2 separate regions of the Mus musculus genome follow, and region 2 is linked to region 1. A link is a loop called in an ENCODE intact Hi-C map of the cell type or tissue named here. Cell type or tissue: left cerebral cortex. All regions are shown on one strand. Each heading gives the region's core, and the rest is flanking DNA. Links, peaks and the distances in the headings are about the cores only.

Region 1 (8,558 bases), core at 2,374-4,873:
CTTCCCAGTACCTGCCATGTGGAGCCTTGCAGACTGTTCTGTGACAGGAGTCCAGCACCAGGAACCAAGCTTTCTGCCAGCAAGGTGGCTGGCTGTAAGGACTTCACCCAGAAGTTGGATGTGGGGAGTATCACTTGGCCTCTGGAGCAGCCATGGGTGACCATGTTCTCCTTCTAGTATGGAGTCTAGGGATAGATTCCTAAAACTCATTTCTAGAGCAGGGTGTCCATGCTGTGCCTGTGTCATGGAGGTGGGAGTCCCAGAGCTGATTGGTGACAGGGCTGTGGGATTGTTTTCTGAGTGGTCCAGGCCTTATAGTGGTTGGTGGGGCATGGGACTGTGGTTTGCCTTTCACTGATGAAGCTTGCTTAGAGCCCTGTGGCTTGTCAGCAGAATCAAGATTTGAACTGGAGGAGGACTGTCATAGCACACAACTTCTCATCTCTGTCTCGTCCTCTAGCTGTGCATCTCTAAAAAGCTGACTCACCCCAGCCCACTGGAACTGGGCCCTCCAGGGGTAGCTTAGACTCCCACCAGCTTCTCAGAGCCTTCAGGGTGTGTTGGGCTTCTCGCCACCCGAAGAGCGCTGAGCTCCAGAGCTGCCAGGCTGCATTTAGGCATGTCTCTGGGTTTGCCGGGTTAGGCAAGCTGCTTCTAGGCTCATGCTGGTGTGCAGATAAGAGGCAGAGGTGTCACAGGGTCTGAGGGAGTGTGACCACTGTTCTTCCCATTCCTGTGGCTTGTCCTAGAGACTGCTATTGTGAGGATGCCAGACTTTCTGTTCTCCTTTTTTGAAATGTTGTTTCCTCTTTTCTTGGCATAGTAAGGAGGTTCCACCTTCGCTGTTCCCTCCCAGTTCAGGGCACAGCTGTGGAGTCTCCCATGCAGCGAGCTCAGGGCTGAGGCTGCTGCTGGGACTGGAGAGACAGTGCAGGCGGATCCTGGCCTGGCATTGAGTCCCTACATGTGCTGTTTACTCTCCCTGCATGGGCTGCAGTGAGGAAGCTCAGTCTTGGCACAAGGCTGCTGCTCCTCTGTGAGCTGGCTGGACCGTTGTAGGCATGTATATTCAGCCTAGAGCCCTTCTTACCTCATGTGAAGCATTGGTCTGTCCCACATATCCTCCTGGGTGTACTCTTTCATTCTAGGATCACCCTCTGAGAATGCACTCCAGGCCTGATGTGTGCCCAGGGCTTGTCCAGCATGCTGATCTGCTGTCTTCCTTTACTTTAGTGGTTCCAACCTTCCTGGTGTTGCGACCCTTTAATACAGTTCTTCATCTTGTGGTGACCCCCAACCATAACATTATTTCATTGCTGCTTCATAACTGCAAATTTGCTACTGTTACGAATCAAAATGTAAATATCTGCTATGTGACCCTTGTGGGGGTCGTGACCCACAGGTTGAGAACTGCTTCTCTCCATGCACACTGAGCCTGCCTGAACTAGCCACTGTGCACTAGCCAGATCTGAATGTCAGAGGTCCAGAGCTGCTGTCTGCTTGTTCCCTTATACATGTTTCTGTGCTGGCCTGAAAAGAGCATCTTCTCTGAACATTCTTACTCCAAGGCCAGATGGGCCATGCTAATCCCTGTCATCTGAATAGAGATGAGCTCTTACTGGGTGACGAGGGATGCTGCCTGTGGACATATGTGCAAGTAGAGAGGCAGGGCAAAGACCAGGTACTGAAGAGGGGCAAGTCCATCAGTGTCACTGTGGACCTTAGTGGCAGGGACAGCCTAGGGAGCTGCCTTGTTAGAACCTGCGATCTTGTGACTGAATTGTGGCCATTCCTCCTTTACTGTTCTTTGTGCTGTGTCCTAATGAATTGTCTACCTTGTGAAGCAACCCTGCCGCCCTTGTTTCTCTCTTCCCTTTGGGTGTTAGCATTGGCTGCTGCTGGTGTGTGGTATTTGATGAGACTTAATCGAGCTGTGTCGTGCAGAACAGACAGTATTTTATGGTGCCCCTCAAGCAAAGGCCAAGCTGGAGAATTTGATGTACTCTCCTGACTGGTAAGGGCTGTTCTGGCCAAAGTCCTAATGTGGCACATACCTCAGAGATTTTCTTTCTCTCTTGGGCATTTCCTCAGTGTCTTCAGCCCGTCCTGCCCCACACCAGCCTTCAAGAGGTGCCCCTGATTCTTGGGCTGCATTATTATCACTTTCTTCCCTTCTCAGCTCCCCTTCTTGAGCTGTCATTTTGGGGAGGGGTAGCTTCAAGACAGGGTTCTTCTGTGTATACCTGGCTTTCCTGGAACTTTCTGAGTAGACCAAGTTGGCCTTGAACTCAAGAGATCCATTTGCTTCCGCCTCCTAAATTCTGGGATTAAAGGTGTGAGCTGCTGATGCCTGCCTGCCTGCCTTCCTTCCTTCCTAATTTCCTTCCTAATTTATTTCCTTTCTTCCTTTCTTCCTTCCTTTCTTTCTTCCTTCCTTCCTTCCTTCCTTCCTTCCTTCCTTCCTTCCTTCCTTCCTTCCTTCCTTCCTTCCTAGCTGTCATTTTAATGGGTGCTTCCTTGTCCTGAAAAAGATAAATTTTTCTAGCCCCCTTGGGGCTGTGAGGTATCTGCTCCAGGGCGCTGTTCCTCTGTCATCTCTTTGCTGCCCTTCCATGGCTCACCATGTCATGTGCTGCCCTCTGTGGAGATTGCCCTGCTTGCATGTGAGTGAGAGCCTGTGTTGAGTAACAGGGCTGCCACCTGTGGCCTCCATGATGTGCTTGCTTGCTTGTTCTCCATGGCTGAGCCCTTCCTACCTGTGTTGTTCTGGGATCTGTGTAGGGTAGACACTGGAGCATAACTAACAGCCCCTCTCAGTACACTCCGGTTACCAAGGAATCCTTGTAAAGTTTTCTTTCTCTGCTTTGAGGGGATGTAAAGTCCCTGTTCTTTTCATGTGAAGCCCCCTGATTTGTTTACTTGTTTGTTTATGTTTGGCCTGTGGCCTCCTTCCTTCTATATAGTGATATAATTTACATATTATACAATTTACCCAGTTAAAATGTTCACAATTTAAATCTCTCTCTCTCTCTCTCTCTCTCTCTCTCTCTCTCTCTCTCTCTCTCTCTCTCTCTCTCTCTCTGTGTGTGTGTGTGTGTGTGTATAGGTAAAACCACAACCTATCTGTCTATGAAGAACAGAAGACAATGTTTGGGAGTCTGATCTCCTTTCATCTTGTGGACTCTGAGATTCAAACTCAAGTCTACTTGTGTCTTATTCAAGGAGCCATCTTGCCAGCCAGACATTCAGGATTTTAAAATGCATATTTAGAATTATGTAATTATGATCACAGTTGACTTCAGATACTTTCATTCCAAGAAAGAGAAACCATATCTTCTTACGCCTTTACTTTCTACCCTTTCCCAGGAAACCTGTAATCTACCCTGTCTCTGTGGGTGAATCTTTAGACATTTCCTACTGTATTCATACAGCAGCATATCTTGGTAACTTTTTGTTTGTTTGAGATGGGGCCTCATTGTGTATCCCAGGCTGATTTTGACCTACTACCCTCTTGCCTCAGCCTCTTGAGTTCTGTTTGACCTCCTTTTTGCTTAGCACATATATATTTCTAGACAGAGATTTCCTGTATAGTCCTGGCTGTCCTAGAACTCACTCTGCAGAGCAGACTGGCCTCGAACTCAGAGATCTGCCTGTCTCTGAATGTTGGGATTAAAGGTGTGTGCCACCACTGTCCAGCTTGCTTGGCATATTTTTAAGGCTTGTCTATGTTACAGCTTGAGACACTTGGGGTGTTCCTTGGTTTACAGTAGGATTCCATCCTGGTGCCCTGTTGTAAGGGGAAAGTGCACAGAGCTCTGCGGCACACCAGATCTCCTAACCTAGGGCTATACTGACTGTGAAGCACCACGATCTCTGCTCTTGCTGTAGGCTGGCAGGAACTGGGGCTCACTGCTGCCACCCAGTATTGAGAAAAGGTATTGCATCACATATTACAAGCCTGAGAAAGATTACAGGTCAAATGTGTGTTTTCTGCTTAGTATTTATTACTCTCACACCCTTGTGAAATTTGGAAATTGTCTGAGCCATCGTAAGTTGGGGACCATTTGTAATTTCCTCACTCCCTGCTTGAGACGGGGTCTGGCTATGTAGGATGACCTTGAACTCAGTTCTCCTACCTTTGCCCCCTGACTGCTGGGATTACAGGTAGGCAGCACATAGCTGGTTTCATTCATGCATCATTTTTATGATTTAATATTCCATTGTGAACACTTCACCTTCATTCCCTGTTCACTTGACAGACTTTATAGGCCCTTTCCTTGTTGTCTGCTTGCTGTGCTGGGCTGTGGGGCTTTCTGTTCATCAGATCTGTATGACCTGCCTCTCTAAAAACTGCTGCACTTTGACCCTTCTGGCTCAGTGAAGCAGTGCCTTACAAGAGTCGGTCTCTTGTGACCCTAGAGCAGTGGTTCTCAACCTCTGGGTTGCACCCCTTTTGGGGGTCAAATGACTCTTTCATAGGGATTGTCTAAGACTATCGGAAAATACATATTTACATTATGATTCATAACAGTAGCAAAGTTACAGTTATGAAGTAGTAATTTTAAACTGGGGGGTTGCCACAACCTGAGGAACTGTATTAAAGTGTTGCACATTGGGAAGGCTGAGAACCACTGTCCTAAAGCCTTGTCCCTTAGAAGACTAGTTAGAGATAGAGACCACCTGCGGTGACTGCGGCCCCTAGAGCTCTAGCATGTCCTCCAGCAGGAAGAAGCGTCACACACAGTGGAGGTTGCTGAGTCTTTGCGCCCAGGTTCCTTTCCCTGCTTCTACACAGTCACTGTCCTGCGCTACGCCTTCATTGTCATGCATCCTGTACTGAGCTTCTTCAAAAGTTCCAGTCTCCAGCTTCCTGCCCTGCTTAATTTCCTGCCCCGACTTCTCTCAGTGATGGACAGTACCTGGAAGTGTAAGATGAAACAACCCCCTCCCGCCCCCCATCCTAGGTTGCTTTTTTGGTCATGGTGTTTATCACAGCAATAGAAAGGTAACTAAGATACACGTGATAGGAATTATTTTTGCATTCAGGTACACATGCAAAAAGGACAAGGTTTTGCACCAACATTTACTAGTGACATGTGTTGTACATTAAATATACATGGGTATTTTTAACTTGCTTTCAGTGTTCTGTTGGTGAGTTAATCTCATCTCTGTCCACCACGGTTAGCGCCTGCTCTGTCTGGCTTGGTTGGTACCTCGTCTGTGTTTACACTCACAGGCCCTGCTTCCTTTGTACTCAGTCCTCAGGTGGTAGCGAGCATCTAGGAGAGAGAGCTTGGAGCCTTCTGCGCGCTGGCTACGGGTCTTATCACATTCAGCATCTTGGTCATGCATGTCCTGGAGGTGTGGCTCAGCACACAGGAGGCCGCAGCTCTGATGCCCAGCCCTGCTAAGACTTTTTAGCTGCCTGTGTAGTGTCACAGACTTTGCTGAGTCTCTTTCCTTATGTGCTTACACAAGAGGTTTTGTGTCTCTGTGGCAGGACGTGGCGTTATGTCACGTGTCCTTGCTTTCACAAAGTATCCCTAGGGTGCTGTATAACTGTAGAGTCTTAAAAGATATATAATTTATTCAATAATTTCAAGAGCATATTTATGTACTTTTTTGGGGGAGTGGGTCAGAGAGCCTGCACACATACCTCTGCAGCGCGCCCCCAGCTATGAGTATTCTTCCAGAAAGGTTTCCTTATCTGAGGTAAGTATGCGTGCCACTTGCCAGGCCTTTTCAGTGGCTCCACTGAAGTCTGTTTTTCTTCTTTAGCAATGCTAGACCAAATAAATGCAATTTTAATAAGATAAAAACGAGGCTCCTTTAAGTCTGAGCTTGAACTTTGTTGGAACATTTTCTACTCAATAAACACAAGTGGTTTGCCTATGAAGAATTAATGAGTTTCCTGTTCTGCTGGGAGGGAAAGGCCTGAAATCTTTGATAATGCTGCAGAGACTTTTATGAAAATGACATGCAAATAGTGCCCTGCAGGCCAAGCTGCCTACTGTTTTGAATATAAATATATTGGGAATAGAAGAAGCCTGTGAGTATTAGAGGCAAGAGAGATTGGCAGTTGTGACAGGTGCTCTCTGTGGGTCACTTTCTGTATACAAAGTGCTACCACTGTGGCTGTCTTGGCCACGGTGTGTACTTGACTTCTGTTTGGATGCCAGGCTTCACCCAGGTAAACCCTCTCCGCCACACATCCACAACTGTACCCTGTAAAAATTCTCATTTCCTCTCCCAGGCCGAGGAACTTAAGGACCAGAGAGTTGACTCGTTTTGAGTTTTACCAACCAGTAAGTGTTGGCCCTGGAATTGGAACCTGGACCCTTTGACTCTTCATCTTGAGAACACTGCACCAGGGTCAGGCACCCCTGAGATTTGGAGAAAGGCTACTCTAGGTTGTGTATGATCTGAGTAACTATATACCTGTTCTCTCCCTTGACAAACAGCACATTTCTGATTCTCCTGGGTTCTGTAAAATGCAGGTAATGCACAGGGCTGTGGGGGCTTGGTTCTTGCCTCAGGATGTTCTGGAAGTCACTGGAAGGACTGGAAGGTTAGGGCTGAAGTAAGGCTCTTCACTTTTTTGTCTTACTGTGGTCAGTGACTGCTACAGGAGGTTAGTTATGATGGGTCAGTTGAGATGGGTACTCACGGGCACTTCTTGGGACTAATACTCAAAGAGTATTGCCTGGGGTACAAGAGAGAAAATCCAGCCAGTCAGGTGGAAGCTCTAGTCAGGGTTCAGCAAGCATGTTAGTTCTTCTATTTTATATCCTGTGTAACTGCACCCATCCCTCATGCCCCATATAACTGCACCCACCCACTTCAAATCTATGTAGCTGTGCTTACCCACGTAAAGTGTGAGCCTTCCTCCATTGCTCTTCACCTTTTCACTGAGGCAAGGTGTGTCAGTCAACCAGAACTGTTTGGTGTGGTGCCATTGGTCCTGCTAACCAAGCTGTCCCAGGCTTCCTCTGTCTCCCCCTCCCTGGGTTGGAATTACAGATGAACTACCATGCTCACTTATACATCTGGGGTTACATGTGAGTCCTGGGGTTTCAGATTCCTGTCCTCTTAACTACTGAACATCTCCCAGGCCCCATCTGTCTAGAATTTTCTGCCTGCCTCTCTTTTCTTAGGTTCAGGTATACCTCTTTTCCAAGGGAAAACCAGCACTGGGTTTAATGTGAGTGCGTGCTGTGTTCCCATAGGAATGACCACAGGGCATTCTAACACTAGGCTACTGTTCTCTTTGATAGGCACACTATTCTGATGGCTGTACAGGAAAGGGTAACACGCCCACAGTTCTAGATGTGGACATCTTTTGGTGGGACTGCTATTTGCTGGCCATACAGCACAAATGACACAGAAGGAATTCTCACTTTGCAAATCAGTAAGCAGGTGAATCCTTGTTAGCAGATGGACACAGGATATGAGTAGTTTACAAAAGAAGAGGTACCAGTGGAAAAAATATCTCAGGCACAGAGCCAGCGTGGAGATTGCTTCTGTCCAGTTAGTGGGGTCTGGCCATCGGCCAGCTCTTGTTGCGGGAGAGGGAGCTACTTGACTGTCCTTTGGCAGCATGGCCAAATCTCCTTAAGTGTGTGCCTTATGCCCAGGGCATTCCCATTGCAGGACTTTGTCCTTAGGAGGTTATCAAGTGCTGTGTAGCCATTTCTCTCCAGAGGTGTTATTGCTATCCTTGTAACCACAAACACTTTTAAATCAGTTCTGTGTTTCACAGTCAACCTTGGGTAAACTCATTATGTTGTAGCCATATGGCAGCACAGTGTGAAATTAGAAGTGATGCTGTCCAGGGAGGTGGCACGGGCCAGAGATGAGGGAACCAGAGCTCATTCTATTCCTGTGGGGTTTACAACGTTTAATGTTGAAATAATTAAGATTTACAAGGAGTTGCAGGCAAGTCCGAGCACTCTCCGCCTCAGAGTGGCCTTTTACATTTACATATGCTACTTGTAGGCTCCTCACACATCAGGTAACACAACTGAAGGTAAACAAATGACTTAAGTAAACTGAAGAAGAAGGAAGTAATAATTTGGGGAAATACTTCACATCACAGAGTCAGCAAGGTAGAACTTAATTTTAAAAAAGATTTATTTTTATTATTAAAAGTATTTTATTTATGTATTTGCTTGTGTGTGTGTATATATGTGCCGCAGCATGTAGGTAGAGGTCAGCGGTCAGCTTGTAGGAGTTGTTTTCTCCTTTCACTATATGGGTCCTGGGGATTGAACAAACTTAGTTTGTCAGGGTTAGGGGCAAACAGTTTTATCCACTGAGTTGCTGTAGTGATCCTAACTTTTCTTTCTTTTTTTTACTTTTAATTATGTTTATATGTGTGGTGGTGGAGGGATGTGCATGTATGAATGCAGGTGCCCATGGAAGCCAGAAGAGGGATTTGAAGATGGAGTTATAGGTAGCCTTAAGATGCTTGATGTGGGTGCTTGGAATTGAACTTGTGTCCTCTGCAAGAACTGTATGTTCCCCCTCTCTCTCTGTCCATCTCTCCATTCCCAGGATTT
Region 2 (8,558 bases), core at 4,067-6,566, 61 kb before region 1:
CTCTTGCGGTTCTTGCAGAGGACTTGGGTTCAGTTCCCAGCACCCACACAGGGGCTCACAGCCTTCTGTTGCTCCAGTTCCAGGGGATCCAGCACCCTCTTCTGGACACTGTAGGTACTGCACACAAAGGAACAGTTCCCGGGGCAGAGCTGGAGAGATGGCTCAGCAGGTAAGAGCACTGACTGCTCTTCCAAAGGTCCTGAGTTCAAATCCCAGCAACCACATGGTGGCTCACAACCATCTGTAATGGGATCTGACACCCTCTTCTGAAGACAGCTATAGTGTACTTACATATAATAATAAATAAACCTTAAAAAAAATTCCCGGGCAGGGTGGATGCTTGCTTCTGACCTCTAAGAGCATAGTGCACACGCATACTGGCAGATGGAACATTTAGACACAAAAAATAAAGTGAATGCATGTGAAAAAGAATTTTAAAAATATGTCAAGCGGGGCCGGGGAGATGGTGCATTCGATAACATGCTTTCAAAGCAAACACCAGGACCAGCTCAGTCACTGGGATCTATGCTCACAATTTTCTTTTGTTGTTGTTGTTTTTTTTTTGTTTTTGTTTTTTTTTTTTGTTTGTTTTTTGAGACATGGTTTCTCTGTATAGCCCTGCCTGGAACTCACTTTGTAGACCAGGCTGGCCTGGAACTCAGAAATCCACCCGCTTCTGCCTCCTGAGTGCTGGGATTAAAGGCATGCGCCACTATGCCCGACTTTTTTTTTTTTTTTCACAATTTTCTAAGAGCTAGGTGTTGGTACACACACTTGTGATTGTGATCCCAGTGCTGAGGCTGTGGAGACAAATGGATCCCCTGGGGACGGCCAGCCTAGGCTATTTGGTGAGTGTCAGGCCAGTGAGAGACCCTGTCTCAAATAAAAGTTGGGAGACTCTGGAGGAATGATATCCGAGATTATCCCCTGGCCTCTACACTTGCGTGTGCGCACACACCTACATATAGAGTGACAGACAGACAGACAGGCATACACACACAGCGATAATAGAACTAGAAGCTAAAAGTAGAATAGCTGAGTGCAGACTCGTGTGCTGTTTTATGGCCGTGGGAGTCTTCCGTGAGCTACAGAGAAAGAATAAAACTTCCAGTGGGCACACGTCTTTGATCCCAGCACTTTGGAGGCAGAGGCAGGCGGGATCTCTATGAGTTTGAGGCCAGCCTGGTCTACAGAGCAAGTTCCAGGACAGAGATACACAGAAAAACCCTGTCTCAAAAAACAAACAAACAAAAACAAAAAACTAACCAGAACCCCAGGATTCCAGGGAAGTCTGAGCCTACAGACTTAAGCCTGACTGAAGCTTGTGGAAACAAGACTGGGTGGAGGGGCAAGCAGTGGTGGTGGGGGGCATCGGGGTGGGGGGAGGGGAGGAAGAGTGGAGACCAGAAAGCAGGAGAAACTGGGGCAGCACAGAGAGTAGTAGCCAGGGGACAGAGCTAGCAACAGAAGGTCTAGAAACTCAGGGTGATCTTAGAAGGTAGCAGCAGGGAAGCCAGTCCCAGGACAAACTGATTTTAGAAAACCAGTTCTAACCACCCTAGGGTGATGATGGAGTGTTTCAGCCAGGCATGGTGGCACACGCCTTTAATCCCAGCACTTGGGAGGCAAAGGCAGGCAGATTTCCGAGTTCGAGGCCAAAAAAAGAGGGAGTGTTTCATGAAGAGGCCCTGGAGTTCAGTTGTTTCAAATACCTTATAATCCAGTTTCTCTCTTTCTCTCTCTCTCTCTCCCTCCCTCCCTCCTGCTCCCTCTGTCCCCCCTTCCCTTCCCCCCTCATATTATATTATATTATGTGTGGAAGTGAGGAGACAATTTAAGGGAACTGGTAGTCTCTTTCTGGCATGGGTTCTGGAGATGGAAGTGAATTTATCAGTGGCTGCCCCCCTTTTCTCTTGTCCACACCCCCTTCCTTCCCCCCCAACCTTTCCCCCACCTCTTGTGCTTAGAGAAAGTCTCACTATGCAGCACGGGCCAGCCTGGAATTGAAATGCCCTGCCTCCCTCCCAAGTGCTGGGATCTCAGGTATGTGCCATTATGCAAATTTTTTTATAATTCACTTTAATTTGTTTTTGTTTCCTTTTTATTCCTTTAGTGTGTGTGTGTACAGCATGTGATTGCACATGTATGCCTAGCTCACACACTCCAGGGCACATGCAGGATGTGTGAGACTCAGAACACAGCTTGAAGGTCTTGGCCCTCTCTCTCCACCACATAGAGGTCTAGGGGGTTGAACTCATGTCTTCTGTGTGGGTGGCAAGTGTTTTTTACCCACGGAGCCATCTCAACGGCCCTACAATTTACTTTTTAAAATTCATATATCATGTGGGTGGTGGTGGCACGAACCTTTAATCTCTGCACTTGGGAGGCAGGAGCAGGCAGATCTCTATGAGATGGAGGCCAGCTTGGTCTATAAAGTGAGTTCTAGGATAGCCAGAGATACAAAGAGTAACCCTGTTTCAAAAATATTTTTTTAATTTTAAAAAATCATATACTAGTTTAATGCCCCAAAAGGTAAAAAGCTATTATCCAAGTCTAAAGCTGAATTAGCTGTTGCCTTTGTACGTAAAATTATAACATGACCCAGTATTACGGGTGCAAAAAGAACAAGCCACCATGTTTAAAGTGACAAGAAACTGGTCCCTTGGCACATATTAAACAAGGCACTGGGCTCTGCGGCACTTGAGAGGCTACACTCCCAGAAAGTAAGAAGTCGTTCTCCCACATTCTGTTCAGTCCTCATTTACACCTGGAAAATATTGGCACCCACCCCACTTACAGAGAAAAGAGAAAGATAATGAGGCTCTGGGGCCTGACGGATTTGCTTCAGTCTCCCTACTCCTAAGCAGAGGCTGGGCCAGGACAGCAGCTGCAGAGTCTATACCCGTCTGCTCCCCACACTGGGACTCTCTAAGCTGGAAACATAAAAACAAAGCAAAGGGATCCATCACGTCCACCTGGGTCAGGTCACTGAGTCCCGCGTGCCACCACAGCTGTGCTGCCTGGCAACAAATCCGAAAGCTCGCCCACGTACTCAGGCTCTCCAGCAGCCCACGGAGGGTCTGCAGCCACAGGTGACACAGCTGCTCGTCGGCGCTCCAGAAGGTCACCCGTGCCCACTTCCAGCGGTGATGTCGTACTCGCTTCACACGGTGGACTGTGTGAAAACCAACACTGGTTAGCAGCATCTACCGCTACAGAAGGGAGACCTCAGGGCTGGGAGTCTCTTTTCTCCACCCCTCATCTCACTGCAGGACTGCCCGGATGGCCAAACCACACCACCTTGAGGAGTTCAGTTGTGCTCCCTTGCAAAAGATCACCCCAGCAAGACTGGTTGACAGTTTACACCCCCTTTGTAGAGGCTCAGAGAGGACGGCAAGAGATCCTCACTTGAATAACCCGTTGCCCTGAACCATTGGGCAGTGCTGCGCATGGTCAGGGGGCGGGGCCAGAGTATATGGGGGGTGGTGGGGACTAAAGCTGAGGCTCAAGCTATGTGGTTATAAGAGAAACCCAGATCCCTGTTGGGTGAGGGACACCACACCTTTGTAAGTAAGTCCTCGTCTAGGCTCTGTAAAGAAGCCCGATAAATTCATCAGTTTCCCCAAGAGCGAACTTTGGTGCTAAATTGCCTGGGTTTGTCCTTGAGACGCTGGGAGGAGGTAGAATTTTAGCAACACAGGGAGAGACAGAGAGCCCTTTACATACACGTTTTCCCAGCCCCCAAAATAGATTTTGAATGATTGCTATCAGAGTCTGTGAAGATGAGCCAGTCACTGGCTTTGATAAGACCTTCTCCGAGGTCTTCATGGAGCTAACTGGGGTCGGGGGTGGGGTGGAGGGACAGGGGAGGGCCTGGGGAGTTGGCAAACACTGAGGCCCCCTCACCTGTGAATGCGAACGGATTTTCCATTTTATGCCATCGGCCACTGGAGGCGTGTTTCTCGCAGTCGTCTTTTTCCTCAACAGCGATGATCTCCGACACCAGTACCGAGCGGGCATCTACAAAGACACCACACTTAGATCCGAGGACCCATCAGAGCTACACAGACAGAAAAGCCTCCCCCCCCACCCCACCCCAAACTCCGAAGGCTGCGCATAATCGTTCCTACACTCATTCCATAACCCCAAACACAAAGGAAGGCGAGGGTTGACAAGATGGCGCTTGATGTCCGGCGTGAAATCCTGGGATCTGCAGGGTGGAAGGGGGAAACCAGCTTCTCCTGGTTGTCCTCTAACTTCCCCGAACACACCCTGGCACGCACCCTCTCCCAACAAATAAACAGCAATCTTTTTTTCTTTTTCTTTTTCTTTTCTTTTTTTTAAAGAAGGAAGGAAAGCAGGCAGGAAGGTTGGAGGTCATGCCACTCAGAACAAGAGGCAGCTTGGTGTCATCGGAGGGCAGACTCGAGCTGTGACCCTTACATGGTCTGTCTGTTCAGCTATTTAAGCCACAAGTGCTGATTGCTGAGTCAGCTATTGTACTATGTGAGGCGTGTTCTGGACGTGTTCTCTGTTCTGAGGCCTAAAGTGGCTCAGAAATCCAAGAGGGATAGAAGACACATAATAAAGGATGCCAGGGCCACCAAAGTATGTGAGAATCTGGGTCCAGTCTGTGGAGAAGTGTTCCAGGGAAGCTGGGCTCTGATTGGATGCAAGAAGATGGGACGACTTGGGCCCAGAATAGCGTGTTTTCTCAACCTGTTGATCAATACTTCTTTGGGTCATGTCTCAGACATTGGATATTACATTTCTTTATATATTTATTTATTTATTTTTGGTTTTTCAAGACAGGGTTTCTCTGTGGAGCCCTGGCTGTCCTGGAACTCACTCTGTAGACCAGGCTGGCCTCAAACTCAGAAATCGGCCTGCCTCTGCCTCCCGAGTGCTGGGATTAAAGGCGTGTGCCACCACTGCTCGGCTTACATTACAATTCTTAACAGTAGCAACATTACAGTTATGAAATAGCAATGGAAGAATTTTATGATGGGGGTGGGGGGCACCACAACGTGAGGCACTGTATTAAAGGGCTGTAGCACTAGGAAGGTTGAGAACCACTGGCCTAGAGAATCACAGCTCCAGGCAATCTTTTGGTTTGATTCTGTTGCTTTGAGTTAAGTACAGTCTTTCTAGATATCCCAGATTAGCCATGGACTCTCAATCCTCCTGCCTCAGCCTCTTGAGTGCATATGGGTGTACCCCGTCATGCCTGGTGACTAAAAATCTCTAACCCAGTAGCTCAGAGAGAGGCAGACTGGTCTAAACTTGCTTGACGCATGCTGTAATTACTTAACTTGGATCAAAAGAAAGTTCTAGGCTGGGCACGCAGCCTTGGGAAATAACAGGTTCCGACAGAAGCTGTGGGCTGAGGCTATGCCGGTCAGGGGGAGCAGAGGCAATTACAGACACAGCATCCTCTTTGAACACAGGCTGGACTCCCAATGCTTCTTTATGAATCACCTTGTATTTTTGTACAGATGAACATTGCTACCTGCTGGCTTCCTAGGTTGGCTCTCAACCCTGCAGTCTAGCTAAAAAAATCCTGCGTCTCTGCCAGCACCCAAATTAGCAGGCCATGCTGTGGTGGCACCTGTGATCCCTTTGTGGTAGTATTTTTCCCCAAGTTGGTGCCATTGAAATTGGGTCATCAGAACCTGGAAGGTTCGATCTGAGCCATGAAAGGATTGTAGTCATGCCCCCAGAATCCCCAGAGGCACATACACTGGGAGGGGCTGAACTGAGCAGGATCAAGCCCATTGCCTTGTGGACCCTGTGCCCACCCTGGGTCTGGGGCCACCCTCAGCATTCCACAGGTGGCTGCCTCCTGGGATTCCCATTTTTATACCATTGTGCCTCCGAAATTCAGTTTTTAGCTGCTTCTAATTCTCCCTTCCCTAGTCTTCCCCTTCCCTCACCCCACACAGCTCCTCGTTACTCCTGCGAGGATGTTACTCAGGACAGGCCCTGTGACAGACATCTGGACACCTTCTACATAGCAAGTAGCTTGCCACCAGCAGCCAATTCTCCGACATGGCCCCTCCCTTCTCCTGCAACTTACCCATCTTCCCCATTTCTGGGGATGTTGACCTGGCCCTCATGGAGCCGCCTCCAAATCCTGCCCTGCTTGTGACCCTGCACCCACTCCCTGTACCCACCCGACCTCTGACTGCCTCCTTCCTGCAACACCAGGAGGTGACAGAGGCACATCTCTGTGCTGTTATGGCTCACCTGCCAAGCTCACATCAGGTCCTCAGAACAAACCTGAGGCAGTGACCCTCTGATAAAGCCCCCTGTGCTTTGAGTCTAGGACCACTGAGGGCAGACTTCAAGCATTTCCCAGTGCCTCTTATTCATAACTGTGACTGTCCCTAAGAATCAGGTGACAGAAGTCACAGCTGCTAAGCACAGTCGTGGAGTGAGATAAGCATCTGATGTTCAGAAGACTAAGAGGCAACCGTGTTACATCACAAAATAACTAAAGTGTGCTAGTGACGGTTGGACAACTCTCTTAAAAGTGTGCCCACGAATCATGCTTCATCTTACATATTCAGAGGGAGTCTCAGACCAAGAAAGGAGAGAACAGTGTCCTAATGTCCCTGATGTCACATGCTCTGCTGGCCAGACCCCAAAGGCCATGCTGCACCAGGGACCCCACACAGCCACGCAGCCCACAGTACATTCCACAGCTGCCGTTGCACACAAGCCACACCACGGCTCATGTGACACTGGCATTGTCCCTTGGTGGGAACAAAAGCTCTAAAACCAGCACTGTTTAGATCCCCACAAGCATAACCGGATGGGTGAATTGGGAGGCGGAAAAACATTGAACTAGGGTAAGTCACATGAGCTGTCAGGAGGGACTCAGGCCTGGCGTGGGGGGGGGGAGGGGCTGGGGAGATCTTGTGATTGAGCTAGTGGTTCCGGAGAGAACAACAGTAGGAAGAGGGTAGGCCAAGAAGCAGTGAGGGACAAGGAGTCAGGGATGCAAGGAGAGAGGGGCTCTATGATGGGAATGTCATGTAGGGTGTAGGAGATTGTAGCATCTCCCTGCTAGGGACTGGGCGGGGCTAAGGGAAGGGAAGGAATGAGGATCTGTGGACAAAGAAGAACGGCTCGATAAAAATGACCTATCAGAAACCTGAGCTATCATCAGTGGCGCTGTGCTTCCAACAGGCCCCCCATCCCTGCACAGCACCTCTACATCTTCTACACCCCCACCTCTACATCCAATGCCTTGTGCCAGGAAACTGAGACTGTCAGTCACAGGGGTCAGTGGCGAGAACTGTGTGACTCAGAGGTATTGAAGGAGCTGGCATCTGGACCTCTTGGGGTGGAATGCCCCTCAAACAAGTTCTCTGATATGCAGTCTAGACCGTACGGGGAGATGCCCACACACCAGGATGGCCACATGGACACTTGATGACATCAACCACAGCAACTGAGAACAGGAGGGGGACCCTGGCAAACAGCTGGCCAGGCAGGAATTCTGGGCCCTTTCTTTTCCTATAGAATGCTATATTTCTCTGGTACACGTCCTCATACACTACCAGCAAGGTTAGAAGGTTCACAGAGACCCGGGATGAGAAGTGCAGTTTTTCCCAGACCAGGCAGGCCCCGAGCCTGTGTGATGAGGACACTGGCAACAGGCTGCCCTTCAGGGAACTTTCTGCTTTGAAGGGAAAGAAATAAGAAAGCCAGGGCTAGGCATAGCTCATCTGGTCCAAGAACGGTATGCTGTCTTGCTGTGCCCTGTGCTGTCTAGGCTGCAGCTGGGATGTGCCAAGAGCAGCCAACTTTCTCATGCTTCTACACTCAGCTTGCCAGGCAGCCTCGGCCATGAGTGGTGGATGTTACCCTAGGCTCTTGTAGATCCTGTTCCTGATCACAGAAAAGCAGTGGCTGACAGTCATTAGGCACGTCCCCTTCCCTTTAATAAAATAATGGCTGGCTATGACTCAGAGTCAAATGTCCTGGATCGCTACAAAGGATATTAACTTCCTTTTCCAGGACCTCACAGTCAGACTGCGGGTCAGCCTTAGGGCAGGAGCAGTGAGTGTCCAAGACACAAAAGATGACAGATGCTGTGGCCCACAGCCCAAAAGGACCAAGCCCACACCCGCATTGTGCAGTCTCTACCTGTCCCCTCACAGGGACCACAGTACCATTCACTGTGCCAGTCACACACCTGATGTGGGGACACAGAGTGCTGCTCCTGGTGCCCCCACCATTCTGAGAGGTGGCCCTGTTTATGGTGTTGCTGTCCTGAGTACACCAAAGTGGGGCCCCAACCTGTTGTGGGTACAGAGGCCAGTTCACTCTAACCTCCAGTGCCCCCAACACTGTGTAGGACGAGGTAAGCACTCATAGGTGTCCTTGCCCACTCCATTTGGGACTCTGGATGCGTCCCCATCAGCCTGTTGCACAAGGACCTAGCCAATCGTGGGTCCAACCCTGGACTCCTTACTACCAGCAAACTAGTCATCTCCTCAGGCCCCGAGAAGACAGTCTTCTTCACTCGGCTTGTGATTTGTTTTGCAATC

What was found. A loop is a pair of places that touch in the nucleus more often than their neighbours do. Peaks named below come from ENCODE experiments on the same cell type or tissue, not always from the same donor. Only the 100,000 strongest peaks of a DNase experiment are listed, where the experiment ranks them.
Region 2: it touches region 1 in a loop (2.0-fold over the local background); 9 of 42 quality-filtered maps call a loop at or near these places.

The regions. Positions count from the first base shown.
Region 1 is chr15:86,224,500-86,233,057 of GRCm38, forward strand. The region is part of intron 1 of Tbc1d22a (TBC1 domain family, member 22a); the gene reads left to right. Among named protein-coding and RNA genes, the nearest start is that of Tbc1d22a, 14 kb to the left of the region's middle. In left cerebral cortex, for the core only: a CTCF peak has its summit at 3,920; a DNase peak (open chromatin) is centred at 3,904.
Region 2 is chr15:86,161,916-86,170,473 of GRCm38, forward strand. It overlaps Cerk (ceramide kinase), which reads right to left. Exons shown (of 13, transcript NM_145475.4): 2 at 3,907-4,020; 3 at 3,053-3,175. Among named protein-coding and RNA genes, the nearest start is that of Gm15569, 20 kb to the right of the region's middle. In left cerebral cortex, for the core only: no CTCF peak of the experiment used is centred there; a DNase peak (open chromatin) is centred at 5,571; H3K27ac peaks cover 1,386 bases.